Linked DNA regions of Homo sapiens: regions 1 and 2 are each linked to region 3. Evidence: read pairs that join two places in POLR2A ChIA-PET (ENCODE). Cell type or tissue: OCI-LY7. All regions are shown on one strand. Each heading gives the region's core, and the rest is flanking DNA. Links, peaks and the distances in the headings are about the cores only. Region 1 has its middle 34 kb from the start of LITAF. Region 2 overlaps CLEC16A (C-type lectin domain containing 16A). Region 3 overlaps LOC400499 (putative uncharacterized protein LOC400499).

Region 1 (8,982 bases), core at 968-5,967, 250 kb after region 3:
TTGCTTGAGGCTAGGAGGTTGAGGCTGCAGTGAGCTACGATTGTGCCACTGCACTCCAGCCATGGGTGACAGGGTGAGACCCTGTCTCAACAAAACAAAACAAGAAAAAAAAAAAGAAAAAGAAAGGGGCTTATGATGAATAACAAAAGATGTACCTCTCATCTTTGCCACTCAGGAAATTACGAGGACCTTAGAAGCTCTGTCAGGTACGTGAGGCAAAGACCAAATACATATTTCCTATTGTATCACAATATCACAGGCTACCCTCTGGCCTTTGAACACAAATCCCTTACAGTCAGATGATCATAAACATCAAAAGATGCCCGGAGTGGGCAACATAGGAAGACCCCATCTCTACAAAAATTCTTAAAAATTTACCGGGCATAGTGGTGCACACGTGTGGTCCCAACTACTCAGGAGGCTGAGGCAGGAGGATCACCTGAGCCCAAGAGGTTGAGGCTGCAGTGAGCTGTGACTGAGCTACTTAACTCCAACCTGGGAAAGAGAGCAAGACTCTATCTCAAAAAAAAAAAAAAAAAAAAGATGCCAGCAGGGCGCAGTGGCTCACATCTGTAATCCCAACACTTTGGGAGGCCGAGGCAGGCAGATCACCTGAGGTCAGGAGTTCGAGACCAGCCTGGTCAACATGGTGAAACCCCATCTCTACTAAAAATACAAAAATTTGCCAGGCGTGGTGGTGCAAGCCTGTGGTCCCAGCTACTTGAGAGGCTGAGGCAGGAGGATCGCTTGAACCCGGGAGGCAGTAGTTGCAGTGAGCCGAGCTCACACGAATACACTTCAACCTGGGTGACAGAGCGAGACTCCAACTCAAAAAAATAAATAAATAGAAATAAAAAAGATGCCAGCACATTGCTAAAATCCATCAGTCCTTAATAACGATACAGTCCGCCATCCCATGAAATGTATGAAAATGTCCCCCAGGGTAAGGCTGCCCAGGCTTGCAGGCTTCCATTCTGTCTTATCAAGTTCTGAAAGCAGGGGCAGTCCCAGCAATATATCAATATATGGCTTCACTCTTTTTTTTTTTTTTTTTTTTTTTTGAGTCGGAGCCTTGCTCTGTTGCCCAGGCTGGAGTGGAGTGGCACAACTCACTGCAACTTCTGCCTCCCGGGTTCAAGGGATTCTCTTGCCTCAGCCTCCCAAGTAGCTGGGACTACAGGCTCACACCACCACGCCCAGCTAATTTTTGTATTTTTAGTAGAGACGGGGTTTCACCATATTGGCCAGACTGGTCTCGAACTCCTGACCTTGTCATCCGCCCGCCTCGGCCTCCCAAAATGCTGGGATTACAGGGGTGAGTCACCGTGCCTGGCCTATATGGTTTCAATCTTTCAGGCATCTGGTATAACTGAGCCAAGGGACAACGCCATCTCTTGATCTAAGCCTCTTTGAAGGTGTTAATGTAATATTAAATTTCCTTCCCTCCGTAACCTATTTATTTATTTATTCATTCATTCATTTATTCATTTTATGTATTTGAGACAGGGTCTCACTCTGTCACACAGGCTGGAATGTAGCAGCTCGAACATAGCTCACTGCAGCCTCAACCCCCTGAGATCAAACGATCCTCCCACCTCAGCCTCCCAAGCAGCTGGGACTACAGGTGCATGCCACCACAACCAGCTTCCAAAAAAATTTTTTTGTTCGAAGAGATGGGGTCTCACTATGTTGCCCAAGCTGGTCTCAAACTCCTGGGCTCAAGTGATCCTCCCCAGTCAGCTACTGGGATTACAGGCGTGAGCCACTGCACCTGGCCATAACCCATTTATTTATTCTGTCTTTTACCTCCAGCTATTTTTGTTTCTTCTCTCCATTTATGCCCAAACTTTTCCCCCTTGGAAGAGACATTCCGTTCTGCCACTGTGCTGGTCTAGATTGCAGGCAGAAATACTAGTCTAGCAGGTGCCTCCCCTGGCAAGGCGGGAGGAGAGCCCTGAATTTGTAATCAGCCAGGCAGAAGTAGGGGTAGCCTGGGGACGCCATTTGCACTGGTGTCTGAAGTGGGAGCAGTCCTGTGGGACTGAGTCCTTTGACCGTGCAGTCTGCACTAACTGTGGGCAGCTTCTGTCGGAACTGAATTGAATTGCTGGCCATGCAGCTGGTGTCAGAGAATCTGGAGAGCGTGCTTGATGGGCTCCCCGGGCTTTCGCTGTGTGCGATGGGCTAATAGCAAGATAGTTTCTCTCTGGCCATGGAGCCACTGGCCATTGTCCCCGCCTCCCAGTGGGTGGAGCATTTCTGGGGGTGGGGAGGGGGCGCTTCATAGAGCTGCAAATTAAAAACCCCCGCACTGGCCGGCCGCGGGGGCTCACACCTGTAATCCCAGCACTTTAGGAGACCGAGGCGGGCGGATCACGAGGTCAGGAGTTCGAGTTCAGCCTGGCTAACATGGTGAAACCCTGTCTCTACTAAAAATACGAAAGTTAGCCGGGCGTGGTGGTGGGTGCCTGTAATCCCAGCTACTCAGGAGGCTGAGGCAGGAGAATCGCGTGAACCTGGGAGGTGGAGGTTGCAGTGAGCCGAGATTACGCCACTGCACTCCAGCCTGGGCAACAGAGCTAGACTCGGTCTTAAAAAAAAAACAAAACAAACAAACAAACAAAAAAAACCCCAGCACTGCCCGGGCACGGTGGCTTACGCCTGTAATCCCAGCACTTTGGGAGGCCAAGGCAGGCAGGTCACTTGAGGTCAGGAGTTCGAGACCAGCCTGGCCAACATGGCAAAACCCCTTCTCTACTAAAAATACAAAATTTAGCTTGGTGTGGTGGCGCTTGCCTGTAATCCCAGCTACTTGGGATGCTGAGGGAGGAGAGTCGTTTGAACCTGGGAGGAAGAGGTTGCAGTGAGCCGAGATCACATCACTGTACTCCAGACTGGGTGACAAAGCAAGACTTCGTCTCAAAAACAAAAAACAAAAAAAAAAACCCCAGCACTGCTGGGCTCAGAGGACACATCTCCACATGGCATGATGAGGCAAAGACCAGTGCCCCAAAGGCCCCAAATGTCATGTGACCCATGTGCACTTCACCCTGTGGCAAGAAGCTGCCAACTCAGCCCTCTTCAGGGGTCATGCAAGAGACAGAAACAGGAGAAGCAAGCTGAGTATAATTATTACAGCCACAGGGCATTCTTGGCTTATATTCTACTTTCCCACTTTGTTTTTGTTTTTTTTTTTGGAGACAGTCTCAGTCTATTGACCAGGCTGGAGTGCAGTGGTATGATCATAGCTCACTGCAGTGTTGACTTCCTGGGCTCAAACCACCATCCTGCCTCAGCTTCCTGAGCAGCTGGAACCACAGGTGCATGCCACCACATCTGGTTAATTTTTTAAAATTTTTCTTTTGTAGAGGCGTCATCCTGCTATGTTGCCCAGGCTGGTCTTCAACTCCTGGCCTCAAGCGATCCTCCCACCTTGGCCTCTGATATAGTTTGAATATTTGTCCCAGACCACATCTCACGTTGAAATGTAATCTGCGGACGGGTGCAGTGGCTCATGCCTGTAATCCCAGCACTTTGGGAGGCCGAGAGCAGTGGATCACCTGAGGTCAGGAGTTGGAGACCAGCCTGGCCAATATGGTGAAACCCTATCTCTACTAAAAATACAAAAATTAGCCAGGTGTGGTGGCGGGTGCCTGTAATCCCAGCTACTTGGGAGGCTGAGGCAGGGAGATTGCTGGAACCTGGGAGGCAGAGGCTGCAGAGAGCCGAGATGGCACCACTGCACTCCAGCCTAGAGGACAGAGTGAGAGTCCGTCTCAAAAAAAAAAAAAAAAGAAAAGAAAAGAAAAAGAAAAGTAATCCTCCACAATGTTGGAGGTGGGGCCTGGTGGGAGGTGTTTGGATCATGGAAGCGGATCCCCCATGATTGGCTTGGGCCATCCCCTTGCTGATGAGTGAGCTCTCACTCTGAGTTCATGGGAGATCTGATTGTTTAAAAGACTGTGGCCCTCCTCCCAACACTATCTCTTGCTCCTGTTTTCGCCGTGGGACATGCCTGTTCCCCCTTCGCCTTCCACCATGACTATAAGCTTCCTGAGGCCTCCCCAGAAGCTGAACAGATGCCAGCACCATACTTCCTGTACAGCCTGCAGAACCATGAGCCCAGTAAACCTCATTTCTTTATAAATTACCCAGTCACAGGTATGTTTTTACAGCAATGCAAGAATGCCTAAAACAGCCTCCCAAAGCACTGGGATTACAGACGTGAGCCACTGTGGCCAGCCCACTTTCCCACTATTGAAGGTGATATGGAAAAAATAGGTCATTTCTATTCTGTGAAAGAATCAGCAGCACAAGTATGATGATATTAGGAACTTATTCTCAGCCTGTGGTCAGGGAGACAGACAATAGGGAGTGGTGGGGACTGTGACAAACTGAAGGGCAAGGCCCCATGTAACAGGTGCAGCGGGCACTGTCATGGCCCTGCCCACATCTCCCTCAGCAGCTGCTGCTCCAGGACATGTCAACACTGCACACTGGGCTCGCCATTTGTGACTTTCTATTTTGAGATGGTCTCGCTCTGTTGCCCAGGCTGGAGTGCAGTGGTGCCATCATGGCTTACTGCAGCCTCAACTTTCTGGGCTCAGGTGATCCTGCCACCTCAGTCTCCTGAGTAGCTGGGACTACAGGCGCACTCCACCACACCCAGTTAATTTTTTTTTTTTTTGAGATGGAGTTTCGCTCTTGTTGCCCAGCCTGGAGTGCAATGGCAGTGCGCGATCTCGGCTCACCGCAACCTCCGCCTCCCAGGTTCAAGTGATTCTCCTGCCTTAGCCTCCAGAGTAGCTGGGATTATAGGCATGTGCCACCACGCCCAACTAATTTTGTATTTTTAGTAGGGACAGGATTTCTCCATGTTGGTCAGGCTGGTCTCGAACTCCCGACCTCAGGTGATCTGCCCACCTCGGCCTCCCAAAGTGCTGGGATTATAGGCATGAGCCACTGCACCCAGCCCCAGCCAATTTTTATATGTTTTGCAGAGATGGGGTCTTGCTATGTAGCCCAGGCTGGTCTTTAACTCCTGGGTTCTAGCCATCCTTCTGCCTCAGCCTCCCAAAGTGCTGGGATTACAGGCATGAGCCACCGCTCCTGGCCCACCCATGACTTTCTACTTGAAGTTTTCTTCTTGGCCTATGTGCAGAACAGACTGGTATTAACCCCCCTCAGAAGCAGGCCTCCATCAAGGATAGACAGGAGTCAGAAGGGAACATCCCAGCCCCCTTGCCCCTCAGGAAGCACAACCCACGTTCTACACAGCTCCCCTGAATTCCCCGGCAGGATGCAGCCCCAGGTGCCCACAAGAGTGGCCGGCTCCCTGACACCTTGTAGTGTGTGTTGATTCTTTCCCTGCCCCGACTCTCTTCCCAACTGCTTGTGCTTCCTGAGATCCCCTCCCTAGTAAACCACTGGCACCCAGATCCTAAGATCCTGCTCTCAGAGCTCCGGGGCAATGCAAACTAAGATAAGAAACCAGCTCCTACGTTGCTGCAGCCCATTTCTTCTGGGTGGGAAGGCAAGACCTTCCCATTTTTTTCAAAAGAAACCAAGATCCAAAGTTTCTCGTGAAACCTTCTGAGGGTTCATTGCCAGCTCAAATTAAACAATGCAAAACAAAATGAAACAAAACACGTCTGCAGGCCCGCTCCAGCCCTTGGCCTTCCCAGTTCAGAGCTGTCGGTGGCTGATGAGGGTGGAGGCAGTGGGGATGTGGTTAGAGAGTGTGTTTGGGGGACCCGCCCTGGCAGCCTGGTGGGGACAGCTCAGAGGAGGTGCCACCATAAGCCAGGCGGCATGGCTTGCTCATGAGACCCCAGCTGGAAGCATCTGGACCGCCTGGCACGGCCACCCTCGGGCTGTCAAGAGACCCAGAGTAAACAGCCTGAACGCTTTCCCAAACACACAGACCCCAAGCCGCCTGCGGCCTCCCCCTGCTCCCTGGGTGGGGAGATATCCCAAGACCCCTCTGCCTGCCTGACATCTGAGCTCAGGCCCAGGAAAAACAAACCCCGGATGGCTGGAGAGCCCCCGGGAAGAGGCAGCAATCACGGGAGAGCCACTTGCAGACCGCACACTTGTGAACTTCATTTTAATTCTGTGCAGATGGAGGAGGCTGTCTGTGCAGATTTCCACCTCCCTACACAACCCCCTTCTTTCCTCTTGCAGAGAAAACAAAAACGGTGTCTCTCGAGATTGCTTTTGCACCGTTTAACAGGGTTATTTAAAGCCATTGCTTTTCTGCTGTCTTTTCAGAATGTAAATTAAGAATACAAGGTGTCGTGAAGGATACTGGAGGGGTAGGTGGTGATGTGAAATTTCAGTTCTGTGTGTTTATTGTTCTGAACCACCTAAACCCACCCATGCCTGCTCTAAACTGTGGAATATGCTTAGTGGATGTTAAGTTGGAGCTACATTCACTGAAGGGAAAGAAATTTCTGAGAACAGACCTTTCATGGGCCTCTGTGAAACAGGTATTTCGTATATCATTAGTTCATTTAATCGTCATCATGACCCAATTAGTTGTATAGTTTCATATAATGAATATATATATATATATATATATATAATTTTTTTTTTGAAACAGAGTCTCGCTCTGTCGCCCAGGCTGGTGCAGTGGCGTGATCTCGGCTCACTGCAAGCTCCGCCTCCTGGGTTCATGTCATTCTTTTGCCTCAGTCAACTGAGTAGCTGGGACTACAGGCGCCCACCACCACGCCCGGCTAATTTTTGTATTTTTAGTAGAGACGGGTTTCACTGTGTTAGCCAGGATGGTCTCGATCTCCTGACCTTGTGATCCACCTGCCTCAGCCTCCCAAAGTGCTGGGATTACAGGCATGAGCCACCGCGCCCGGCCGAATATATTTTTTAGATAGCAAAGGGAATTTATTTGCTCATATAGTTGGAAAGTCTGTGGTAAGGACTTCAGGCATGGCTGAATCCAGGAGCACAAATGCCATCATCAAGAATCTCTCAGGCTGGGCGTGGTGGCTCACACCTGTAACCCCAGCACTTTGGGAGGCCGAGGCGGACAGATTACGAGGTCAGGAGTTCGAAACCAGCCCGGCCAGCATGGTGAAACCCCATCTCTACTAAAGATACAAAAATTAGCCAGGCAAGGTGGCGCATGACTGTAGTCTCAGCTACTCAGGAGGCTAAGGCAGGAGAATCGCTTGAACCCAGGAGGCAGAGGTTGTGGTGAGCTGAGATCACAACCTTGCACTCTAGCCTGGGTGACAGAGCGAAACTTTGTCTCAAAAAAAAAAAAGGATCTCTCTCTTGGCCAAGTATGGTGGCTCACCCCTGTAATCCCAGGACTTTGGAAGGTCGAGGTGGGCAGATTACCTGAGGTCAGGAGTTCGAGACCAGCCTGGCCAACACGGTGAAACCCCGTCTCTACTAAAAATACAAAAATTACCTGGGCATGGTGGCAGGCGCCTGTAATCCCAGCTACTTGGGAGGCTGAGGCAGGAGAATCTCTTGAGCCCGGGAGGCAGAGGTTGCAATGAGCCAAGATCGTGCCATTGCACTCCAGCCTGGGTGACAAGAGCAAAACTCCATCTCAAAAAAAATTTTTTTAAAAGAAGAATCACTCTCTTGGCCAGATGTGATGGCTCACACTTGTAATCCCAGTACTTTGGGAGGCCAAGGCAGGAGGATCACTTAAGCTCAGGAGATCAAGACCAGCCTGGGCAACATAGTAAGACCCCATTTCTACCAAAAATAAATAAATAAATAAATAATTTCTCTCTCTCCGTCTCTTGCCTCTGCTCTCCTCTGTGATTGTATCATTCATTATCAGGTAGGCCTTTCCCTCAGAGGGGTAAAGAGGGCCCCCAGCAGTTCCAGCCTTATCCCCAACCAACTAAACATTTTTGGTGGAAAGAGAATATTTTCCAATAGTTCCAGCTAAACTCCCACGGTTGAATCTCACTGGTCCGGTGTGGGTCACGTGCCCATCCTCTGGTCAATCTCTATGGTTACAGCAATAGAATTCATGATAACAAGCCCCTCCCTGGAGTCTGAGACTGTCAGCCTCACTAGAATAGAAATGGAAATAGGTAGTTACTATCCTCAGAAGGAGCCCTAGATGCTGACATTCAAAAATAACAAATGCCTACCACAGTGGGGCATGTGAGAAGAATAGGTGAGTTCTATGACATCTTGCACAGCAAGGCTGCCGTGACAGTTGCACAGGTTGTGCACTGCACATCTCTACAGGGTCTCCATTTATATTCACTATCACCCTATGTTTACAGATTTATCATGATAAATTTCCAACAGACTGCAGTTAAACATCTTCAGGAAGGGAAGTGTGATCGACTGAAAATGAAAAACATGGTCGCAGTATTTTGCAACTCTTCCTGTCAAGAGGTAGAGTCTATTTCCTTACCCCTCAAATCTGGGTGGCCTCGAGACTTGCTTTGACCAATAGAATATGGTAGAAGTGACTCTACAAATTTTGAGGCTAAGACTTAAGAGGCTTAGTTTCCACTCTGACCCTCCTGGCGTGCTGCCTGAGACTGCCCGATAAGACTACCCCATAAGAAGGCAAACAGCCCCCAGGAGGGTGAGAGGTCACGTGAAGGAGACCCAAGGTGCCCCAACCAACCAGCTCTGGACTGGAGGACCCAGGAAGGTGAGACAAACTGCTGGGTGAACTGTGCTGTGCCAACTCATTGAAGCTGAGAACTCAATTTCCCAGAATTTCCTCCCCATGTGGTTCTGGTTAGAGATGACCAAAAGAGGAACATGAGTGAAATTTGGAGAGTGGAGACAAAGCAGTGGCCGTGACTCTCTGAAGGTCACTGTGGTCCGGTGTGATGGTGGGTGGTGTCTCCCGAGATCACCTCCCAAAAACCTTTTTTTTTTTTTTTGAGACAGGGTCTCGCTCTGTCACCCAGGCTGGAATGCAGTAGTGCGATCTCGGCTCACTGCAGCCTCTGCCTCCTAGGCTTAAGCAATCCT
Region 2 (11,280 bases), core at 2,559-7,558, 370 kb before region 3:
ATCAAAATCCAGAGTGCAACATGAGGTCCGGTACTAAGGAGCGTATCGTTGTCTGAGAAACAGTTGCGTCTCTCTGTTTCCTGGGGCAGAAGGTGGGCTGGACAACTGAGGAGGGTCTCAATGTCCCTTAGTACTTGAGAAGGGAGCAGGCTTTAGCCAGGGCCGCGGGTGACTGTGACCAAAGGCCCGGGGTTTTGGCCTTGGGCCAGCTAGCCAGAGAAGGGGCAGGTGCCTTCATTGCTACATCCTGGAGAAGCCAATTGGTAACAATGGAGTGGGCACAGTGGGCAGGGATGGGAGCAGGAGGCAGATGGGGAAGAAGCCTTGTGACTTAGACCCTAGCTGGCTTTTCTATATCTGTCCTGCAGTGTGTGACACAGAATGGGCTTGGGGCAGCCACAAGGCTGGAGGCAGCTCCATGTAGAATGGGGACCTTTTCTGATTGCGTTGGGCCATTGGTGACTTCTTCTGGGTTTCAATTAAAATCAGAAAATTGAGGGTGAGGACAGACAAATGAGGTACATGCCACTTCTGGCCTCTGTCCCCTGTGGCATTGTTAGTTTTCATGAGTGGGCCAGCCTCTTCGGATATTTGTGATTTTTAACCTGATTTTGAGTTACCTGAAGCCAGGTCAGTATTATTTATTCAGATATTCAGCAGATAATTATTGGGTATCTGCCGTATGCCAGGCACTGTTCTAGGCCCTGGAGATATATACCCAGTGAGCAAAACAAAAACCTTGACCTCCAGGAACTTGGGTCTCATGCAGAGAGACAGAGGAACAATAAAGCAAATAGTAACATCAGGGCACGTTAGATGTGAGAAGCCCTGGGAAAACAGTAGTGAAGCAGAGGATGGACATGGGCAATGCTCGGAGGCTGGAGTGTTACAGTTCTCAGTAAGGTGGCTGGGGTTGGCCTTGTTGGGAAGGTGAGGTGGAAGCACAGACTCAAAGGAAGCAAGAGAGTGAGTCATGTTGGTATCTGGAGGAAGAGCATTTTGGTCATAAAGAACATCGTGAACCTGGGAGGCGGAGCTTGCAGTGAGCCGAGATCATGCCACTACACTCCAGCCTGGGCGACAGAGCAAGACTCCGTCTCAAAAAAAAAAAAAAAAAAAAAAAAGAACAGCCAGTGCAAAGGCCCTGCGGTGGGATGGTGCCTAGTGTGTTGGAGGAACAGCAAAGGGCAATGTGGCAAGGGGATGGGAAGTAGGAGATGAGGTTGGAGAGAACAAGTGTCCAAGGGACATGGCACCTATGTGCCATTGGAGGACTCAGGAGTTGCTGTGGAAGGAGACTGGAACCTCTTCGTCTTTGTGTCCCCATGTCTAGCATGGTTCCTGCAGTCAACGTTGATTGTCTTGATGTGACAAGTCTCGGTACGGGAATCAAACACATATCTCTAATGAGCGGTGGACATCCGGTCTTGGCCAGTGTCAGAGTCCTTGAAACTGGTTTTGCTGCGGGATGCTTTGCCTGATGGGAGCCTGAGGGCTGCACTTGAGCAAGAAGGGAGCATTTTGCTCACTTCTCAGAGACCCCTGCCCTTTCTGGGCATTCCAGCAGAGTTCACAAGAGTGGCTTGGTGGTGTGAGTCATTCGTTTCATGCCTGAGGGCAGTGCAGCTCTCATCCCTGGAGGTGATTAATGAGTGGGAGTTTCCCTAGAGAGTTCTGAGGCCAGTTGAGTAGCAGATCCTGGCTGGCCTGAAATTGATTGCCTGCTGACCACTTGCTGGGTTGCTTATAACCTGGCCCCAGGACAGCTTCCTGGTAGCCTCCAGATACGCACGGGGACAAATTTGTTAGTTTCATGGGCAAAGAGAAGAAAAAATACAATACCTTACTGTTAACCACAGTCACCCTTCTGTGCAATAGAACACCAGATCTCACTCCTCCTGTCTAATTGGAACTTTGTACCTGTTGACCACCCTCTCCCCATCTTCCCCATCCGCATCCCTGCATCCCCTCCCTGCCCAGTCTCCTGTAACCACTGTTCTCCTCTCTACTTCTATGAGATCAACTTTGTTTAGATTCCACAAGTGAGATCATGCTGGAAGACAGAGTTTTGAATGTTCTCACCACAAAGAAATGATAAATACATGAGGCGATGGATATGCTAAGTACCCTGATGTGATCATTACATGACGTACACATATATTAAAACATCAAATTGTACCCCATAACCATGTACAATTATAATGCATCCATTAAAAAATAAAAAAGAAAAAGATAACATTAAATGGTTTTATTCACTCAAATAATATTGTGCTGGGTGACACTTGAGTTCTGGGTGGGTCATTTTCTGACATGAGCAGAATGTGCTCCATCTGTGAGGCAGAGGCTGGCTGCCATACTTACCCTTGTGCACTCCCTGCCTCGAGTAATTGTTGAGCCCCTACAAGTTGCAGGCAGGTGCTGTGAATGAACAAGACATCTGTCCCTTCCCTGATGATCTATTTGTGGGGGATAGACAGTAAGCCAGCTCATCCTCACAAATTTAAGATTTGGATATGGGAAGGAAATAGAAGCAACTTTGGGAGGTATGATGAGGGAAGCCCTCTAAGGAGGGAGCCTAATATTGAGAACTGAGGTCAGGGAGCTAGGCCTGCTGAGAGTTGAGGGGTTGGGTCGGGGGGCGTGGCCAAAACATGAGAAATGGTGAGTCAGAGGCCTCTGTGGGAAGGAGTTGGGTGTATATGGGATCAGGAGAGAGGCCAGCATTCAAGAAATATCCTGGGTTGGTGGAAGAGAGGGACGGTTTTCGTTTTATAGAAGATGAACCTGGCTGGGCTTGGTGGTTCATGCCTGTAATCCCACCACTTTGGGAGGCCGGTGTGGGCAGATCACTTGAGGCCAGCCTAGACAACATGGTAAGACCCTGTCTCTTCAAAAAAATACAAAAATTAACCGGGCGTGATGATGCGTACCTGTGATTCCAGCTACTCAGGAGGCTGAGGTGGGACCATCTCTTGAGCCTGGGAGGCGGAGGTTGCAGTGAGCCATGATCACACCACTGCACTCCAGCCTGGGCAATAGAGTGAGACTGTCTAAAAAAGAAAGAAAAGAAGTCAAGCTTACTTGTTTGTCTCATTGAACATCTCATTTCACGCTCATAATGAAAGAGAGCGAGGTGGTGTTATTGTCACACGCTCCCCATAAGGAAGCCAAGGTTCCGTGATTGTTCCTTTGGGATTGCAGGTGACTAGCCCCAAATCTCACACTGTTTCTATTCCAAGTCTTTTTATCACCACTTGCAATTATGTTTTCCAGTTTGGCATGAGATGTCAGGGCAGTGTAGCATTTTGGGCTGTTCTGAGTAACAGAATAACCAGTGTTTCACAGTTCATCTTTTTCAAAATATAGTAAAATACTCTTTCCAAAGAAATACCAAATAAGTGCTTGGTTTGTCATTGTTTAGTAAGGGAGTGTGAGATGCCTCATTTTGTGTGATTGAAGAGGCCTGTTCAATGCTCGTGATGATCTTGCAATTAATTCATCCCACAAGCATTCCCTCTTGATTGAATGCCAGAGACAGTGCCAGACATGCTGCTTGGCATTGAGAGGGACAGAGAAGGTGACCTGGGATGGGGAAGGCAAGGGAGAGGAGGCTGGCCCCCTACAGACTTAGTGACACGCCAGAGGTCACTTTCCAAGAGGAAATTGCAGCACCATCTTGACGTTACCTGCTCCTCATCTCAGCGTCAAGTGCTGAGCACGCGGCTGCAAGAGGCCTGTGAGTGCTGTGAGTCTGTTCCAATTCCTGAGAGATGGACATTTCCTTGCTTTACGCCTCTGCAGCTGCAACACTTGATAACTGGTAATTCATGGAGAAGAATGCCGTGTTCTCCTTGTTAATGGAAGCGGCCTGCTACCTTTGCATGTTCCCCACTCCATAGCATTCATTTTCTCCTTTACATTTCGGCAGTGCCGTCAAATCGCCTCACTGATGTTGCAGCTGTGCATTCTTCATGCATGTTGGGCTTTGGTTCCACAGCTCCACGCGGCTCCTGGATTGGCGAGTAAGGCATATGTCTATACATCACCCTGGGGTACATCACCCATCTGGTGCTTGCTTGCCAATCACCTCCTTCTGGATGAGAACAGGTTCACTCTGCTGCACTCATCACCCGGCTTCCTTTTTCAGCCAGTGGCCAAGCCATGTGCTACAGTGCTGTTGGTTACAGTGGGTGTGACCTCCTGTGACTTTTTGTCTCTGTGTTTATCAGGTAAAAATGTGAAAAGATGTGTGTGTCTGTGGTCCCAGCTACATGGGAGGCTGAGGCTGGAGTATCACTTGAACCCAGGAGACGGAGGTTGCAGTGAGCTAAGATCACACCACTGCACTCCAGCCTGGGTGACAAAGTAAGATCCTGTCTCAAAAAAAAAAGTGAAAAGAGTCACATTATAGACAACCATATAATTGTCAGGCTAGAGGACCACCTGTTGAGTGATGCATAAACTGTCACTGCATTTTTGTTGCAAAGAGCTACTGTTTCTCTGATTAGTGTGACGTCGGCATGGCCTAGTCTTTACATCAGTGCTCCCGGGAGGCTGGCCCAACGTTGGGAGGTGCAGCAAATGCATATGGAAGGGAATCGTGTTTGAGCCATGTGGCAGGAAGGTTGTGCACCTGGGCACTGGGGCTAGTTTATTCCTGGGTTCAAATCCTGCCTCTGCCTCTCACTAGTGGGTGACCTTGGGCAAGATCCTCACCTGTGTAGTTCCTTGCCCCATTTGGTTATTTGTAGGATAAAGCAAGACAATGTATATAAAGTGTTCAGAGCCATGCTGGGCACATTTTAAGTGTTCACTGAGTATTCAGGATGGCTGTTATTACCTGGAAAGAGTAACAAGAGTGTGCCATCTCTTGGCACCTCTCAGCAGCACTGTTGGGGAGATGCTAATATGATGCCCATTGATGGCTGTGGCAACTGAGACCTATAGAGGAGAAGGTAGGAAGCAGTGGAGCCAGGACTGAAACCACGGTGGATGGGACCCTGGGCCTCTGAATCCCACCCTGGCTTTGTACCTTGCTGTGTACCTTGCCAGTCCTGGCGCCTGAGGCCGGAGATGGGGAAGGTTAGCCAGGGGCCCAGGAGCATGTTGGGGAGGCTGAGTCTAGCCCACTAACAAAGCAGAAGGCCAGCGAGCAGTAAGTTGCTGGGAGCTTGGGAGTCAAGTTTAAAGCATAGAACATGACTGTTCTTTAAAAGCCCCTCCCCTGCCCTCTCTTCCATCCTCGTGATCTATTTGCCAGGGGGTTGAAGGGCAATGAAAATTTCTCTGGTGCCCCCTTGTACCAGGCATTTTGCCTGTTGGATCCCACACTACCCCCATGGTGGCGTGTGATATGGAACTACTCTTGTCTCTGTTTTACAGATGAGGAACTGAGGCTCCTGTGGTCAGGGTCGCTTGGCTAGTAGAATGTGGGTCTCAGACTTGGGGCCAGGTCTGCCTGGGCATGTTTTTTGTTAGTCACCATGGCCTGTCTCCTTTCTTAAGGGGAAAACCTTTCTCCTACTTCTCAAATCGCTTAGCAGAGCTGTTTGAGGAAGCATCCTCAGAGGGTGAGTAGGCTCGGCCTAGGAGAGCCTGGAAGGGTCTTCTTAGCTTGATTATCACAACAGCTTTGATAGATTCAGACAGAATCTCAGGCCCTGGAATCTCTCCTTCCTTTACCTGATGCCTCTGGCCACCGGTCTCTCTTTCCTTCGTGCTCAACCAAGATTCTTCCCTGGGCAGGCTGCCTGGTGCCCTTACATCCCCTTTCCTGGTCACTCGCCAACAACTGCTTTCTCCCCTCCCTGCTGCCCCACTGAATAGATGCTGAGAAACCCACTCAACACGTTGCATCTATAGGGCATTGAGTCAAGGTATCTGATATCTCTTCTGAGGCTGTGAGCCTGAAGAACCCCTTTGTGAGCAGCACGGGCTAGTGCCTGACTGAGAGGCTACTGGCTGGCCGGGGACCACTGCCCTGACTTCCTGCAAAGTCCAGCGGCTGTGCATCTGCCCCTACCTGGGGAGCTGGCCGAGCACCTTGGGTCCAAGGGTACCACCACTGTCACCAAGCACCAGCCCCAGGTGACCTAGGCCTTAGCAGAAGTAAAAGGTGAGTGGCTTCTGGGCACACCTAGAGAGCTGGCTCCTCCTGGGCTCTGAGCTGGCTTTCCTACTATTCTTTCCTTCCTGAGCATGCTGCTGAAGTCCTGTTGACATCCAAGACTTGTATCAGTCATTTCCTCCTCTATCAAGCCGTCCTAAGCTCCCCCTATGCCTCCCAGCCCTGGCGCATTTTCCCTCCCTTCCTCTGCGGCCCCATCACTCTTGTGTGAACCTCTTCTCTTCCAGCGTCTGCATGGGCCATGTGGCAATAAATGCAGGATTCACCAGGATTCACCTGTCTGGGGTGGACTGTGGGCTCTGAGAGGGGTGGACTGTGGGCTCTGAGAGGCGTGGACTGTGGGCTCTGAGAGGCGTGGCCTGTGGCTTCCTGCGCTTACCTGAGTCCCCCTCATTTCATCAGTGATCAGTGAATCCAGCTCTCCCACCTGTTCGCTTTGTCCTACCTTGTATTTAGGGCATTACAGCAATCCAACTTCATTGAAAATCCTCTTGGTAAACTTTTTGGTGTTTTTTGTTTGTTTGTTTTTGAGACACGGTCTTGCTGTGTCACCCAGGCTGGAGTGCAGTGGCACGACCACAGCTCACTGCAGCCTCAACCTTCTGGGCTCAAGTGATCTTCCTGCCTCAGCCTCCCAAGTAGCTGGGACTGCAGGCATGCACCACCATACCCAGCTAAATTTTGTATTTTTTGTAGAGACAAGGTCTCACCATGCTTCCTGTGCTCATCTTGAACTTCTGGGCTCAAGTGATCCTCCTGCCTTAGCCTCCCCAGATCTTGGGATTACAGGCATGAGCCACTGCGCCCAGCCTGGGAAAGTTTTTAAATTGAGGAATCACATAAATACAATAAAGTACATAAAAGTTTAGTAATCTTAGATGTACTGCTTGATGATTTTGTGCACATGATTATATTCATGTATAATTCGAGTCAAGATGGAAAACATTTCTGGTATTCCCATAAAGCCCCTCCTCAGTTTGTAACCCATACCTCCACCCCACCCAAGAGAATCACCATCCTAACTTATAAACTTGCCTTTTCAAAGTTTTTTAAATTGTGATAAAATAAACATAAAATTCACTCTCTTAACTATTCTTAAGTGTTCAGTTCAGTGGCATTAATGCGTTTTGTAAAGATGTTCTTTACGTGTAAATAGTGCTGGTAATAAAAGTTTCTAGTGCTGGTAATATCTAAATAGTGCTGGTAATAAAACAATTGAGTGATGTAGACGCAGGTAGAGCAGAAAGTGAAAGGTCCTCCAACCTCAGTATCTTCCTCAGAGGGAACCACTGTTCTCAGTTTGTATATTCTTCCAGACCTTTCGCTGTGTATTTTCATGTAAGTATCAACCCAGGAATACATGATATGCACTTATGTTTCAGCCCTATAGTTTTGGTTTTATTTTAACCATAAACTGAATCATTAATTGTTGATTGATTGCAACTTGCTTTTTCTTGTGCAGCCTGTGTCCAGGTCTTTGTAAGCTGCTGTACCCACACCTGGTGGAACATGTTTGTTTGACATCTGTCTTCTCAGCCATGTGTCTCCTCTCGTTCACTCAGGCACCCAGTCTTTGGTTGTTTCCATCCTCCCTCCCATCCCATTGCTGCCCTTTGCAGTTTCTGCACACAGATTCCTCCATTCCATGAAAGATTGATCCCTGGGGATTCACCTTTCCCAAAGTGTTTGACTTTTGAAAAAGCAAGGACCAAAGCCTCAGGTGAAGGGGTTCAAGGCTGATGGAAGACGTCATTAACCAGCAGGCAGGTGCAGACGCTTAGGGAGTAGTTAGGCCCCGGGGCACCTCTAAAATGTAGTTGCTGACTGTTAGCTGGCCCTCACCCCAGAAGCCAGCCCAAATATTCAGCTGCAGAGCTCAGGGCTCCCTTGTGTTTCACTGCAGTCAGCAAAGAGGCTCCTTCCCTTCATGCTCCTCCTGTAGCCCAGCCTCAGGCACCTGGGAGATGAGCGCGTGGTGAAACCTAAACCTGTGGCATTTGGGACATGTAGACCTTCTTTGCAGAATACTTTTCCCTGGGGCATGTGTTGTGTACTTTCTTTATGAGAAAATCAACCCAAACGCCTTGTGATTTCTTACTCTGAAGTGGGCTTTTCCACTTCTGGTTAGTTTGGGTGAGCTTGCTCTTTCATTCTGCTACGTTTAGCTCCTGAGAAAGTTTGGCTTTTTTTCCCCTTCTTTCCCTCCCTTCTCCTTCTTCTCCTTTTTTCATCATTCTGTCTTGCCCTTTGGGTACAGCCTGGTACAAACATTCATTCCTACAGCCATGAGCTCACTCAGCAGCAGCCTGTCCGCCCCTGCTCTGGTCCAGGCACCGTGGGGTAGAGATGAGAGCACAGTGGCGAGAGGAGGGACAGGGGCCCTTCTCCTAGGGGCTTCAGACTGGAGCATCCTTGGAGGCTGGCAGCCAGAAGCAGGGTGACCGGAGCAACAGAAATGGTCACAAATCTCTGCCCACATTTCCCAGCCAAATTCTACCAGCCTCTGCATGCTAACTGTGATGTTTTGGTGTTAGCTTTAAGAAAAAACAAAAAACAAAAAACAGGTTTTTAAAATATAGAATAAAAGGGAGCAAAAATAGTCCTTAGTCCCAATGTCCAAATGACCCCTGCTGAATTTGTATTATGTATCTATTTATATGTATATGTTTAGAGACAGGGTCTCACTGTGTGGCCCCGGCTGGTCTTGAACTACTGGGCTCAAGGAATCCTCCCATCTCAGCCTCCCAAAGTGCTGGGATTACAGACATGAGCTCCACACCCAGCTGAATGTTTAAAATAAAGTTAATATATGTTCATGATTAGAAATCTCAAACCAAAAGGTATAAAATAAAAAAAGTGTGCTTGTGTGGGTGTGTACACAGTGCCACTGCTTTTTTTAATTCCCCCAAGATGCCAATACATTCTTAGGCATCTTTCCAGGAAAAGTCGCATTTACACCATCACGTATAGCCTTTGAAAAGCTTTACTTGAAAGGGACCCTACTGCCTACTCCCTTCCTGCATTTTCATCCTGGTGCTGAGTCTGCATCAGTTTATTTAGGAATAAAAAGGCCCCAGTCTTCTTAGATTCCCACCCTTTGGACAAACAGATCATAATTACCTAACAACTCCCCTATCAATGGACATTTAGGTTATTTCCAGTTGTTTACTGGAAGGTCGTGTTATAAAGGTTTGAAATTTCCCCAGTAAGCATGCCCTCCCACACCAGACACCTGATCACTGAGAAAAGTAGATCCCTTTGGAAAGTTTTAAAATTCATTCTTGCAGCTGATTTTTTTTTTCTTTTTTTAGATGTAAGCAGGAAAAGAAGGTAATGTTTTGTGTTGGATGTTCACCGTTTCGGCACTCTCTGAAGGAACTTTATTACTTATTTATTTATTTTGAGACGGAGTCTCACTCTGTTGTGCCCAGGCTGGAGTGCGGTGGTTTAATCTTGGTTTACTTCAACCTCCGCCTCCCAGGTTCGATCGATTCTCTTGCCTCAGCCTCCCGAGTAGTTGGGACTACAAGCGCCCGCCACCACACCTGGCTAATTTTTTGTATTTTTAGTAGAAGCGGAGTTTCACTATATTGGCCAGGCTGCTCTTGAATACCTGACCTCAGGTGATCCACCTGCCTGGGCCTCCCAAAGTGCTGGGATTACAGGCGTGAGCCACCACGCCCGGCCTCTGAATGAACTTTATATCCATGGGTTCCTTTGGTTCTAGGGGGCCAGAATTACTCTCCATGTTTTAGAACAGGAACCTGAGGCCTAGGACAGGCCAGCTGGGTTGGGTTTCAGACCACTCTGGCCAGCCCCAGGCGCTGAGCACTTTATTTCACTTCGTCAGTTCTGCCAGTTTGTTCTGTATGTCTGAGTCCACACAGAGCTTAGGGAGGGGTTCTATATCTGTCTGTGTGAATTTCTGCTCTTAATTTCAAACTAGGGGACGTTTTGCCCTGCGCTTGGTCTCTATTTTCTGTTTCTGAAAGCTTTGATTGCTGTGTGGCCGGCTCTGAAATTCACTAGGAGTTGGCAGTGATGGGAGGAAGCTAACTTCCTGGGTTTGGATGCTTCAGGAGAAGATGAGAGGGCGACTAGGCTGCATTCGATCACCCGGCATCCTAAGTGGGCTCTGATGGATGCTGTCTGTCAAGCAGTGCATTCTCAGAACGCTCCCATCTGGGGGCCCTCGGTTATTGGCGTCTGTAATACGCTATCTGGGTTTCCTGGACAGTAGAATCATGCAGCAATTTATGTGTCATTTTTTTGTGGTTGAATAATCCACAGTGGGCAAATAAAAATTAATGTTTATATTTGGATGCTAATTCACCTTTCAATTAGGTTTTGTTTTGAGCGTTATTGAAATTAATCTGTGTTCCTTGAGCACATTTCCATTTATTGGCAAGGTACGGTGTTCCCCAGCATATAATTGGTGGTCGTTTGGGGTAAATTCAGATGGATAATCTATATCAAGATAATGGAAAAGTTTATTTTGAAACTTTTTTTAAATTACAAAATGATATCTGAACATTATTTCAGACTCTGATAAGAGAAAAACACTTCAATCAAAATCCCGCCCTAAACAAATCAATTTTCTTCTGTCTTTTGTGCCTTTCTAGTCTGTTTGCATGTCTATACCCTTTTTTTTTTATTTTCTTTTTTGAGACATCTCACTCTGTCTCCTGGGCTAGAGTGCAGTGGCGCCATGTTGGCGCTCTGCCTCCTTGGCTCGAGCGATCCTTCTACCTCAGCCTCTGAAGTAGCTGGGACTACATGGGCATGCCACCATGCCCAGCTAATTTTTCTATTTTTTGTAGAGATGGGGTTTTGCCATGTTGCCCAGGCTGGTCTTCAAATCCTTGGCTCAAGTGATCCTCCCAGCTTGGTCTCCCAAATTGCTGGGATTACAGGTGTGAGCCATGTGCCTGGCCTTCCTCTTTAAAGAGCATTAAATGTAGAATTAAGTTTTAGCTCCTGGTGAAACACTGTTCTTTTAGGAAGAGTGTGAGCTTTGGAATTGGCAAGCCCCAGTAAGCCCCAATTCAAATTCTGACTCCAACTCAGTAGCTGTGTGACATTGGGCAAGTTATTTAACCTTTCTGCTCCTCTATTTTCTCAATGATAAAAATGGGACTGATAATTCCTATATA
Region 3 (11,265 bases), core at 6,266-11,265:
TAGCCTTCAAAACAAGATCCCAGAGGCAGAATTTGAGACCCAAACAGGAAAAGGAAATGCCCAATGTTGAAGCACTCAGAGCGGAGGGGTCCAGAGCCGTTTGATTATAAGCAGAGTGTTGGGTCCTTACACACTTTTACAAAGTTGTTTTCAGAGACACGGAAGTCGATGGTCCGCACTTTCTCTTCCTCATTGGAGTTCCCTGGAAAAGCGTGTTGCCAGGGACAGATGATCTGACGGGGCCACAGCCCCACCAGTGTCCTTAGGAGGGAAACCTGTCAGCAGAGGGACCTCAGCCCTGGCTGATCACATGGGCTATGCTAGGCCAGTATCTGCAGAAACCAACAGCCTGCCCTTAAAGCTCCTAAGTTGGAGAGACCTGCTCGGTCACGATCCTGGCTTTGCTAGCCACACTCAGTCCCCGGGTTCATCTCTCGGGGCCAATGCGATGTTGTTTGTGAGATGGAGAGAATGGCATTGCCCCTACCCCCACCAGGGTGGCTTCAGGATGAAATTCAACACGGGAAGCAGCCTCCCCCCACCCCCATGGACCGAGAGGTGATACTATTAGAGTTATATGGGTTTGTGGTTTCCCCTTACTGTCTCCACTTCCTTCCTGAAACCCTGAAAGAGGCTTCGCAGGAAAGGAAGGGTCTTTCAGATGCCTGAGTGCAGCTGGGAATGGCTGTCCCCAGTTAGCCAGGCTGGTTGGAGCCTAGGGTGAGTTGGCTGGGTTGTGGGTTTGAACCACCAGAATCACTGAGGCACAGCTGGCCCACTGCCGAGTGCTGCCAGCCATCCTGCAAACGCCACCATTGCTCATCCCTGGGAGATGCTCCAGCATTGACCAAAAGGGTTGCCGGGTCTTGTCCTGCTCAGGACAGGCCACTCTAGAGTGATCTATAGTCATACTGTAAGGATAGATCTGGGTCCTGTGCCTCCCACGGACCCTGAGCACAGAATACACATGACAGGGCCCCAGCACACGGGCGGCGGCCCCTCTTGTTAGTATTAATTATGCACTTATGTGAAATGCACCTGCTCTTGAAGAAGGGGACAGCCAATGATTAAAACAGTTGAGGGCAGGTCACCAGGCTGTTGCAGGCTCCATTAAGAAATGGCTCTGAGAGGGTTACTTTAGAGCAAGGGAAGGGTCTTCTGTTGCAGGGGCTCTGTGCCTGGCCAGCACCACCTCCCCCGCCTTTTTTTTTTTTTTTTTTTTTTGAGATGGAGTCTCGTTCTGTTGCCCAGGCTGGAGTGCAGTGGCGCAGTCTCGGCTCACTGCAACCTCTGCCTCCCAGGTTCAAGCGATTCTCCTGCCTCAGCCTCCCAAGTAGCTGGGACCACAGGCGTGTGCCACCATTCCTGGCTAACTTCTTGTATTTTTAGTGGAGACGAGGTTTCACTGTGTTAGCCAGGATGATCTCAATCTCTTGACCTCGTGATCCACCCACCTTGGCCTCCCAAAATGCTGGGATTACAGGCGTGAGCCACTGCGCCCGGCCAGCCAGTCCCTTATTTTATGGAAACCCCAGCCTATTCCAGCCACCCAAGAACCTTCGTTAAGTGGCTCTGAAGTGGGAATGGCTACTTAATTTGCAGGGATCAGCACAAAATGAAAATCAATAATTTTCAGAAATTAAGATTCAAGATGGTAATAGAGCATTCGAGTGAGCATTGGGGACCCTTCTGAGCACAGGGCCCTGTCTGTGCAGTTTGCACACAGCCCAGGTCTGGGGAGAGTACAAGGCAGGCAGCTGGCTTGTAGCATGTGAATGAACTGAGTCACCCTGCCCTTTGTGGGAGTTGACCTGCATCTTTTCTAGGCTGTTGGCCAGGGCAGGGCTGATGACATGAGCGGGGCTTGCCCTGGTGTGGGCTGAATATGATACACTGTGAGAAGTTGAAGGGAGGGGGATTGGAGTAGGGTGCTCCAGGCAGCATCATCTCTGTACAACAGGAAGTCCCTGAGCTTGGACACATGACTTGATCACCTGTCACAAGGTTCAAGGTGAAACCCAGAAGGCCAGGCAATGATGCATTGAAACTGTCACTACCCAAGTCAGCATTTTCTAATACCATTAAACACTTTTGGCCGGGCGTGGTGGCTCACGCCTGTAATCCCAGCACTTTGGGAGGCTGAGGCGGGCAGATTATGAGGTCAGGAGACCGAGACCATCCTGGTTAACACGGTGAATACTAAAAATACAAAAAATTAGCCGGGCGTGTGGTGGGGCCTGTAGTCCCAGCTATTCGGGAGGCTGAGGCAGGAAAATGGCATGAACCCAGGAGGCGGAGCTTGCAGTGAGCCGAGATGGCGCCACTGCACTCCAGCCTGGGCAACAGAGCGAGACTCCATCTCAATAAAAAAAAAACCTTTTTTTATAGATACGAGGTCTCGGTGTGTTGACCAGGCTGGTCTTGAATTCTTGGTCTCAAGTGATCCTCCTGTCTCGGCGTCCCAAGGTGTTGGGATTACAGTCATGAGCCACTGCACCTGGCCTCCAACACCATTTTGAAAATTTTGATATATCTGTGATTTTGGATTACATCTGTTTTGTTACTTCTGTTAGAGAAAACTGACCTGGCCGGGCACGGTGGCTCATGCCTATAATCCCAGCACTTTGGGAGGACAAGGCGGGTGGATCACTTGAGAATCAGGAGTTTTAGACCATCCTGGCCAACATGGTGAAACCCTGTCTATACTAAAAATCAAAAATTAGCCAGGCATGGTGGTGGGCGCCTGTAATCCCAGCTACTCAGAGGCTGAGGCAGGAGAATCGCTTGAACCCACGAGACAGAGATTGCAGTGAGCCGAGATCGCGCCACTGCACTCCAGCCTCAGCGACAGAACAAGACTCTGCCTCCAGAAAAAAAAACAAAACTTCAAAAGCAGATTTGTCATTGCCAGGTGACCTTGTCAACCATGGGTGTACAAGGACAAACCAAATCCGGGTGAAAGAATTTGTGCCTTGTTTTCTTTGCCTTTGACCTTCAGCCCCGTGCATTCCTGCAAATGCATTGCCCCTGGTAAACCTTAAGAAGACCTTAACTTTTCTGTTTTAAGTGAGATTTCCAAGTTAATTTAAGTTGTGTGGAACAGGACACTCCCTTTACTGGAGAGCAATTGGTATCTGAAGAGAATGAGATAGAGGTTGCTAAGGAAACCCTTGTTTGCAATGTTTGGTTTACATAAATTATTGGTGAATAAGAAAAATAAGTTTATTCCTTCTTCCAGATGGTAAACTGGAAGGGAAGCATGTTACTGGGTAAAGTGAGTCATGGGCCGTGGGAGGCTCAGATGGAAAAGGGCTCTGGGATGCCTCTCTCTCTCTCTCTTTACTTGGGACCCCTTTCTAATTTACCTACCAGGCCTCAAAAGACAAAGCCCTCTAATCTGTTTAGGCAGGAACAGATAAAATTCCTCTGGGTGGATGGGTAGGGGAGGGAAGGAGGAAGTTTGCAGAAACTGAAAGAGAACTTTTTTGGGGGGAGAGGGAGAAATCTCTTGTTTAATTACAAAACCAAAATATCATTTGCAATGCCTTCCTTCTCCTACTAGTCTTAAGGAATTGATAAGTAATTCACATACCACAAAATGCAGCACTTTAAAGTGTACCATTCTCTGATGTTTTTTGTTTGTTTTTGAGATGGAGTCTCGCTCTGTCACCCAGACTGGAGTACAGTGGCACGATCTCGGCTCACTGCAACCTGCGCCTCCTGGATTCAAGCCATTTTTCCGCCTCAGGCTCCCGAGTAGCTGGGGTTATAGGCACCCGGCATCATGCCTGGCTAAGTTTTGTATTTTTTGTAGAGATGAGGTTTCACCATGTTGGGCAGGCTGGTCTTGAACTCCTGACTTCAGGTGATCTGCCTGCCTCGGCCTCCCAAAGTGCTGGGATTACAGGCATGAACTACCGTGCCTGGCCTTTCTCTGGTGTTTAGTGTATACACAGTGGTACAACCATCACCACTACTAATTCGAGAACACTTCATCACCCTAAAAGAAATGCCATACCCATTAACAGTCAATCCCACAATCCTCCCATCCCCCTCAGCTCTTGCAATCATGAATGTACTTTCTGTCTATATGAATTTGTCTGTTTTGGACATTTCCTTCCAATGTAATCATACAATATGTAGCATTTCGTGTCTGGCTTCTGGCACTCAGCATGGTGGGTTTTTAAAATTTTTGTTGTTGTTTTGAGACAGAGTCTCACTCTTTCGCCCATGCTGGAGGGCAGAGGCACGATCTCGGCTCACTGCAACCTCTGCCGCCCTGGTTCAAGTGATTCTTCTGCCTCAGTCTCCCAAGTAGCTAGGATTACAAGTACCTGCCACCATGCCCAGCTGATTTTTGTATTTTTAGTAGAAATGGGGTTTCACCATGTTGGCCAGGCTGGTCTTGAACTCCTGGCCTGCAGTGATCCACCCGCCTCAGCCTTCCAAAGTGCTGGGATTACAGGTGTGAGCCACCATGCCTGGCTCAGCATGGTGTTTTCAATATCCATTCATGTTGTGGCCTGTATCAGTACTTCATCCCTTATTATGACTGATTCCTTTTTATGACATAATATTCCATCATATGGATAGACCACATTTGGTTTATCCACTCATTGGTGGATGGACTTTCGGTTGTTTTTCCTAATTTTTGGCAAAAGGGACTTGTTGACACCTAATGGAACTGCAGGAGTCCCAAAGCTGGGCCTTGGTTTTAGGAAAGACTTAACCAGAAGTTAGGGAAAGGACAGCACAGTATTTGATGTTCCTCATGAAAAATGCCATTTTCTCAGGTGGCAGTTGTTATTGATAGAGATGAGGTCTCACTATGTTGTCCAGGATGGTCTCAAGCTCCTGAGCTCAAGTGATCTGCCCACCTTGGCCTCCCAAAGTGGTGAGCCACTGTACCAACCCCATTTTCTGCATTTTTAATTGTTCCATCAAAAAAGTAGGAAGCCGACATATTATCTGTTTATCTGATGTTAATAGAGTTTTATAATTAATGTTTACATAGATATCTTTTTTCATCCTGTGTTTTCATCTTACCTGCTTTTCTATGTACAGTGTGCCTCTTCTACACATTATGTAGGTGAGTCATGTTTTTGTTTGTGTTTTTTTAAATTTAGTCTCACTATCTCACTTTCACTTGGAGTGTTTATTTCACTTACTTTCGTTCAATGGAACTTCTCTCTGTTTTTTTTTTTTTTTTTTTTTTTAGAGACGGAGTCTCGCTCTGTCGCCCAGGCTGGAGTGCAGTGGCGCAATCTCGGCTCACTGCAAGCTCTGCCTCCCGGGCTCACGCCATTCTCCTGCCTCAATTTCCCAAGTAGCCAGGACTACAGGCGCCTGCCAGCATGCCTGGCTAATTTTTTGTATTTTTTAGTAGATGGGGTTTCACCGTATTAGCCAGGATGTTCTCTATCTCCTGACCTCGTGATCCGCCCGCCTCGGCCTCCCAGAGTGCTGGGATTACAGGCGTGAGCCACTGTGCCCAGCCCAATGGAATTTCTAATGTATGCTGTTTGTGTTTTTTGTTGTTGTTTTTCTTTTAGACACAGTCTTGCTTTGTTGCCCAGGCTGGAGTGTGCAGTGGCATGATCTGTGTGCAGTGGCTCACTGCATCCTCCGCACCCCTCCCCCCGCCCTGGGTTCAAGCGATTCTCCTGCCTTAGCCTCCCGAGTAGCTGGGATCACAGGTGCACGCCAGTGCGCCCAGCTAATTTTTTTTTTTTTTTTTGTATTTTTCATAGGGAGCCAGCGCACCCACCTATTTCTCTTTGTCTCTTGTTCCTCCTTTCTTGCCTTCTTTTGGATTAATGGAGTGATTCTTCACATTTCCTTTTATCTCTGTTGACTTCTGGCTATATCTTTTTGCTCTATGTTTTTAGCTATATATGTTTTCTTTAGCGATTGTTCTAGGGATTACAACACACACCCTAACTTTTCACAGTGCACCTACGGTGCTTATGACACCACTTGGGCAATAAGGCAGTAAAAAGGAATGAAGCACAGACATGGGCCACACATGGGTGAGCCTCGAACTTTATGCCAAGTCCAAGCAGCCAGTCACAAAGGGCCACGTATTGTATGATTCCATTTATGTGAAATGTCCACACATGGGTGAGCCTCGAACTTTATGCCAAGTCCAAGCAGCCAATCACAAAGGGCCACGTATTGTATGATTCCATTTATGTGAAATGTCCAGAATGAGAAAATCCAGAGAGAGAGAGGGAGCAGATTACTGGTCACCTGGTGCTGGGGAGGAAGGAAGAACTGGGAGGGGGGATGACTAAGGATAACAGGGTTCCTTGTTGGGGAAATGAAAATGTTCTAAAATCAATTGAATTGTGGTGATGGATGCACCGTTATGTAAGTATACCAAAAGCCACTGATTTTGACACTTTATTTTTTATCTCTGTCTATCTATCTATCTAGGAGACAGTCTCCGTCTGTTGCCCAGGCTGGAGTGCAGTGGCATGATCTTGGCTCACTGCAACCTCTGCCTCCCAGGTTCAAGCTATTCTCCTGGCTCAGCCTCTTGAGTAGCTGGGATTACAGGTGTGTGTGACCATGCCTGGCTAATTTTTGTTTGTTTCAGATGGAGTCTTGCTCTGTCGCCCAGGCTGCAGTGCAGTGGCACGATCTTGGCTCACTGCAACCTCTGCCTCCTGGGTTCAAGTGATTCTCCTGCCTCAGCCTCCCGAGTAGCTGGGATTACAGGTGCCCACTACCTGTGACACCCAGCTAATTTTTTTTGGACTTTTAGTAGAGATGGGGTTTCACCATGTTGGCTAGGCTCGTCTCGAACTCCTGACCTCAGGTTATCCACCTGCCTTGGCCTACCAAAGTGCTGGGATTACAGGCGTGAGCCACTGTGTCCAGCCCCATAAGGTAGATTTATATTCACCTTTTAAGAAACCGCCAAACTGTGTTTTGGAGTTGCCATGCCGCCACGTTCCCCCCAGCATGTGTGGAGCCTCCATTTCCACACACCCCCTCTTGATATTGATGTGACATCTTTTTAATGTTGAACGTTTCTCGATAACACATGCAGCATGGCCTTCTTTGCATTCAAAGTGTTTCATATCCCTCAGCAGCATTTGAAAGATTTCTTCATATGGATTGTGTGTGTATATTTTTGCACATTTATTTCTGAGAATTTTGTTTTTTGGGAGTGTGCTGTTGCAAATGGGATGTTTTCTTCTGTTAACTTTTCTAACTGCTTGTTTGTACATAGGAGGACTGAGGCCAGCCTTGGTGGCTCACATCTATAATCCTAGCACTTAGGGAGACTGAGGCAGAAGGACTGCTCGAGCCCAGGAGTTTGAGACCAGCCTGGGCATCATAGTAAGACCGCATCTTTATGTTATTTTTTTTTTGAGACAGGGTCTTTCTTTGTCACCCAGGCTAAGTGCAGTAATGCAGTCCCGGTTCACTGCAACCTCCATGTCCTGGGTTCAAGCAATTCTCATGCCTCAGCCTTCTGAGTACCCGGTATTACAGGTGTGTGCCATCACACCCAGCTAATTTTTGTATTATTAGTAGAGGTGGAGTTTTGCCATGTTGGCCAGGCTGGTACCGAACTCCTGGCCTCGAGCAATCCGCCTCTCTCGGCCTCCCAAAGTGCTGGGATTACAGGCGTGAGCTGTGCCCGGCCCCATCTCTATATTTTAAAAATTAAGAAAAAGGAAGGCTGCTTATTATGTTACTTTTGTACCTAACTCCTTAGCAAAATCTGTCTGCCTCATTTTTCAGAGTAAATTATTTTACCTCCTGCTTTTTTCTTAAATGTCTTACTTTCCTCCTTGCCTAGTTTCATCAGCTAGGGCCTCCAAAATAATAGTGGTAACAGAGGGCATTCTTTTGTTGCGAAGGTTAATGGAAGCTTCTGTTGCTTCCATCCCCTATAAATGATGCTGGGCTCTGGCTTGATGGGTGTGTGTCTGGGTGTAATTTCCTTTATCGTGTGTAATTTAAGGAAGTATCCCTCTTTCTAATTTGATGTGTTTTTTTCTAAATTTTGTAGTAAATTTTGTCAAATGCCTTTTCAACATCTACGATGATTATGATTTTTAACATATTAATATGAATGAAATTAGGCTGGGCGCAGTGGCTCACACCTGTAATCCCAGCACTTTGGGAGGCTGAGGCAGGCAGATCACAAGGTCAGGAGGTCAAGACCATCCTGGCTAACATGGTGAAACCCCATCTCTTCTAAAAATACAAAAAAGCTAGTCAGGTGTGGTGGCGGACGCCTGTAGTCCCGGGAGGGTGAGGCAGGAGAACTGAGTGAACCCAGGAAGCGGAGCTTGCAGTGAGCCTAGATCGCACCACTGCACTCCAGCCTGGGCAATAGAGCGAGACTCCATCTCAGGAAAAAAAAAAAAAAAAAAAAAATATGTGTGTATATATATATATATATATATATATATATATATATTTGAAATTAAAAGATGTTCTAATTTTGAGCTATCCTTGTCACACTGTACAATTCTCACTTGGTTTAGGTCACTTTTTTTTTAAGGCCCCAGTGGGGTTTGTTTGGTAATATTTTATTTTGGATTTTCTTACCTTGATTTGTATGTAAACATCTTACCTTGTTTTGTTTTGGAGATAGGGCCTTGCTCTGATGCCCAGGCTGGAGTGCAGTGGTGTGATCATAGTTGATTGTGATTTTGAACTCCTGGGCTCAAGTGATCCTCCTGCCTCAGCCTCCTAGACAGGCATGTGCCACCATGCCTGGCTAATGATTAAATTTTTTTAGAGACAGAGTCTTGCTATGTTGTCCAGGCTGGAGTTCAGTGTATATTGTAGACGTGAATTGGTCTTTCCGCTGGAATCATTCCCTCTCCTATCTGTTTCAAATTCATGCATAAGTACTCCACCCACACCCCCCAGTTGGAAAGTATTGATGTTGTCCAACCTGCCTTGAGAAGGGAGAACTATGTTTCCCTCTTTGTATCTCTGCTGGTGTCCAGTCCACTGCTGTGTTTTTGGTAAATACTTGACCCATAGAATGTGGGAGGCAGGAAGGAAAGCTTCTGCGTTTCCTTTCTGGACCAGAAATCATGGATCCGTTAAGCATATTGAGAAACCAACAGGTCAGGTGGCTGCACACTCTAGTTGCATCTGACTCTGAATTGCTCATGGGCCCCTGAGCACCAGTGATTTGCTTTTCTTTTATTGCAAAAGCAGAAGTGGGGGTTGAGTGAGCTTGGGCAGCCTTGGGAGGCAGGCAGGCCCGCGTCAGTGCCATCCTGGCTGTTTGTAGCTTGTATGACCTTGGGGAAATCCCCTCAACTCTCTGAGCCTTTGTTTCTTCTCTCATTAAGTGGGGATCATCCGTTCCTCATTGGACTATTGTAAGGCCTAAGATCAAACTTTTTTTTTTTTTTTTTTTTTGAGATGGAGCCTTCGCTCTGTCGCCCAGGCTACAGTGCAGTGGCACGATCTCCGCTCACTGCAAGCTCCACCTCCCGTGTTCACGCCATTCTCCTGCCCCAACCTCCCAAGTAGCTGGGACTACAGGAGCCCGCCACCTCACTCGGCTAATTTTTTGTATGTTTAGTAGAGACGGGGTTTCACCGTGTTAGCCAAGATGGTCTCGATTTGCTGACCTCATGATCCACCCACCTTGGCCTCCCAAAGTGCTGGGATTACAGGCGTGACCCACTGTGCCCGACCCAAACTTTTTTTTTTTTTTTTTGAGACGGAGTCTCACTCTGTCGCCAGGCTGGAGTGCAGTGGTGTGATCTTGGCTCACTGCAGTCTCCGCCTCCTGGGTTCAAGCAGTTCTCTGCCTCAGCCTCCTGGGTAGCTGGGATTACAGGCGCCAGCCACCATGCCCGGATTTTTTTTTTTTTTTTTTTTTTTTCCAGTAGAGATGAGGTTTCACCGTGTTGGCCAGGCTGGTCTTGAATTCCTGACCTCATGATCCACCCGCCTCGGCCTCCCAAAGTGCTGGGATTACAGGCGTGAGCCACTGCACCCAGCCCCCAGATCAAACATCTTTCAAGGCACTTGGAGCAGTGCCTGGTCTCCAGGGTCTTTAGGCTGTAACCACAGCAAAGCACTCAAATCACAGCCACTCTCCCTTCTGTCTTCCCTCCAGTGTGGGGGTGTGGAGGACCAACCTTCTTGTTCCCATTCACCCTGGAGTTCTTTCTTCTGAACTTCATCTAGCACCTGCTATGCACCAGGGATTCATGGGGGGGATGGTGGGGCGGAGGTCAAGGACGGTCAAGTCTGGCCTTCAGCTTGCCTCAGTCCCCGTGGCTGATGCCTTGCCCTTTGCTCTGGAATCTGGGCCCTACAAGCTCCTACCAGGCTCAGTGCAGAGAGGGCTCGAGGGCACCCCCTATCGGTGAGCAGATTCCATAGCTGCCCACGCCTCCCCCTCTCTTGAGTGGATGATCAACCCCAGCAATCTAGAGACATGTTCTTGGATTCTGCCAGCTTTATTTTTCAGTTGAAAACTCAAAGGAAAAAGTTACATTCCCAAAAGAAAGTAAAACACTTCCAATGATGTAGCCTGGAGGCCTGAGTTCACAGGTGCCCCTACCAAAACAGAGGCCCTCCCCAGGGTCCCCTGAAGCATTCAGTCCCAGTGTGTCTACCCCAAAGAGAGAAGCTGCCTACCTGGGCTTCTGATTAAGAGGCTTGGGGCCATCACTTCCCTTCAAGGAAACTCCTGCCTGAAAAGACCCCTGGATCAGGCAGGGAAAGCCAGTACCAAGCAGCTGAGGACCTGGCTTCGTGTCCCCCACCACGCAGTCAGCGTTCTGAAGCAGTGGCTTCCCAAATGGCTGTTGAATAAGTGAATAAATCTCTTGGGCATGAACAGGGGCCAGGTGGAGTTTTCTCTGCAGAGCTGGTACTTGCTGGCCGCACTGTCTCCTGGTTTGCAGTGGAAGTGTGGAGGAAGGGGGAGAATTACTCAGACCAGTGGGAGAGTTTCATGTCCCCCGGAAGTATTTTGAGCCCAGTGGCAATGAGCCCTGCTTCCGTGCGTTTGCAGCACGTGCGGTTCTGAGTTTCCCGGCATTCCATGCTGGTTATTCTGTCCCAGCCATGAATCTTGTCATTGTCAGGGAGCTGGAATTGCAGTAGAAGGTGAAGGAGTTTGAAGTCTGGCAGCCTAGTGCTGGCATAGACAAAATCTCAAACTGTAAAGGAGAGAGAAAAGTAAGACCAGGCTATGGGCCCCTGAGGAGAGGGGCCCCTGCTGTTTCCTGAAATAAATTATGCTAGGGCCCCTGGCCTTCA

The links. ChIA-PET counts read pairs that join two places held together with the same protein. Peaks named below come from ENCODE experiments on the same cell type or tissue, not always from the same donor. Only the 100,000 strongest peaks of a DNase experiment are listed, where the experiment ranks them.
Region 1: POLR2A ChIA-PET joins it to region 3 with 7 read pairs; 7 of 35 experiments call an interaction of 5 or more read pairs at or near these places.
Region 2: POLR2A ChIA-PET joins it to region 3 with 5 read pairs; 3 of 35 experiments call an interaction of 5 or more read pairs at or near these places.

The regions. Positions count from the first base shown.
Region 1 is chr16:11,616,390-11,625,371 of GRCh38, forward strand. It overlaps a transcript of LITAF not described here. Among named protein-coding and RNA genes, the nearest start is that of LITAF, 34 kb to the left of the region's middle. RefSeq lists enhancers at 5,610-6,378, 5,827-6,116. In OCI-LY7, for the core only: no CTCF peak of the experiment used is centred there; DNase peaks (open chromatin) are centred at 3,022, 3,302, 4,462, 5,772 and 1 weaker place; H3K4me3 peaks cover 2,385 bases; H3K27ac peaks cover 4,236 bases.
Region 2 is chr16:10,990,324-11,001,603 of GRCh38, forward strand. The region is part of intron 10 of CLEC16A (C-type lectin domain containing 16A); the gene reads left to right. Among named protein-coding and RNA genes, the nearest start is that of CLEC16A, 51 kb to the left of the region's middle. In OCI-LY7, for the core only: no CTCF peak of the experiment used is centred there; no DNase peak of the experiment used is centred there.
Region 3 is chr16:11,361,574-11,372,838 of GRCh38, forward strand. It overlaps LOC400499 (putative uncharacterized protein LOC400499), which reads right to left. Exons shown (of 67, transcript NM_001370704.1): 67 at 10,442-11,165. The coding sequence ends at 11,161. The region is part of intron 1 of LOC105371082 (a long non-coding RNA gene); the gene reads left to right. Among named protein-coding and RNA genes, the nearest start is that of RMI2, 22 kb to the left of the region's middle. RefSeq lists enhancers at 764-823, 8,907-8,966, 9,152-9,652. In OCI-LY7, for the core only: CTCF peaks have their summits at 10,377 (motif pointing left) and 10,579; DNase peaks (open chromatin) are centred at 9,208 and 10,348; H3K4me3 peaks cover 524 bases; H3K27ac peaks cover 2,263 bases.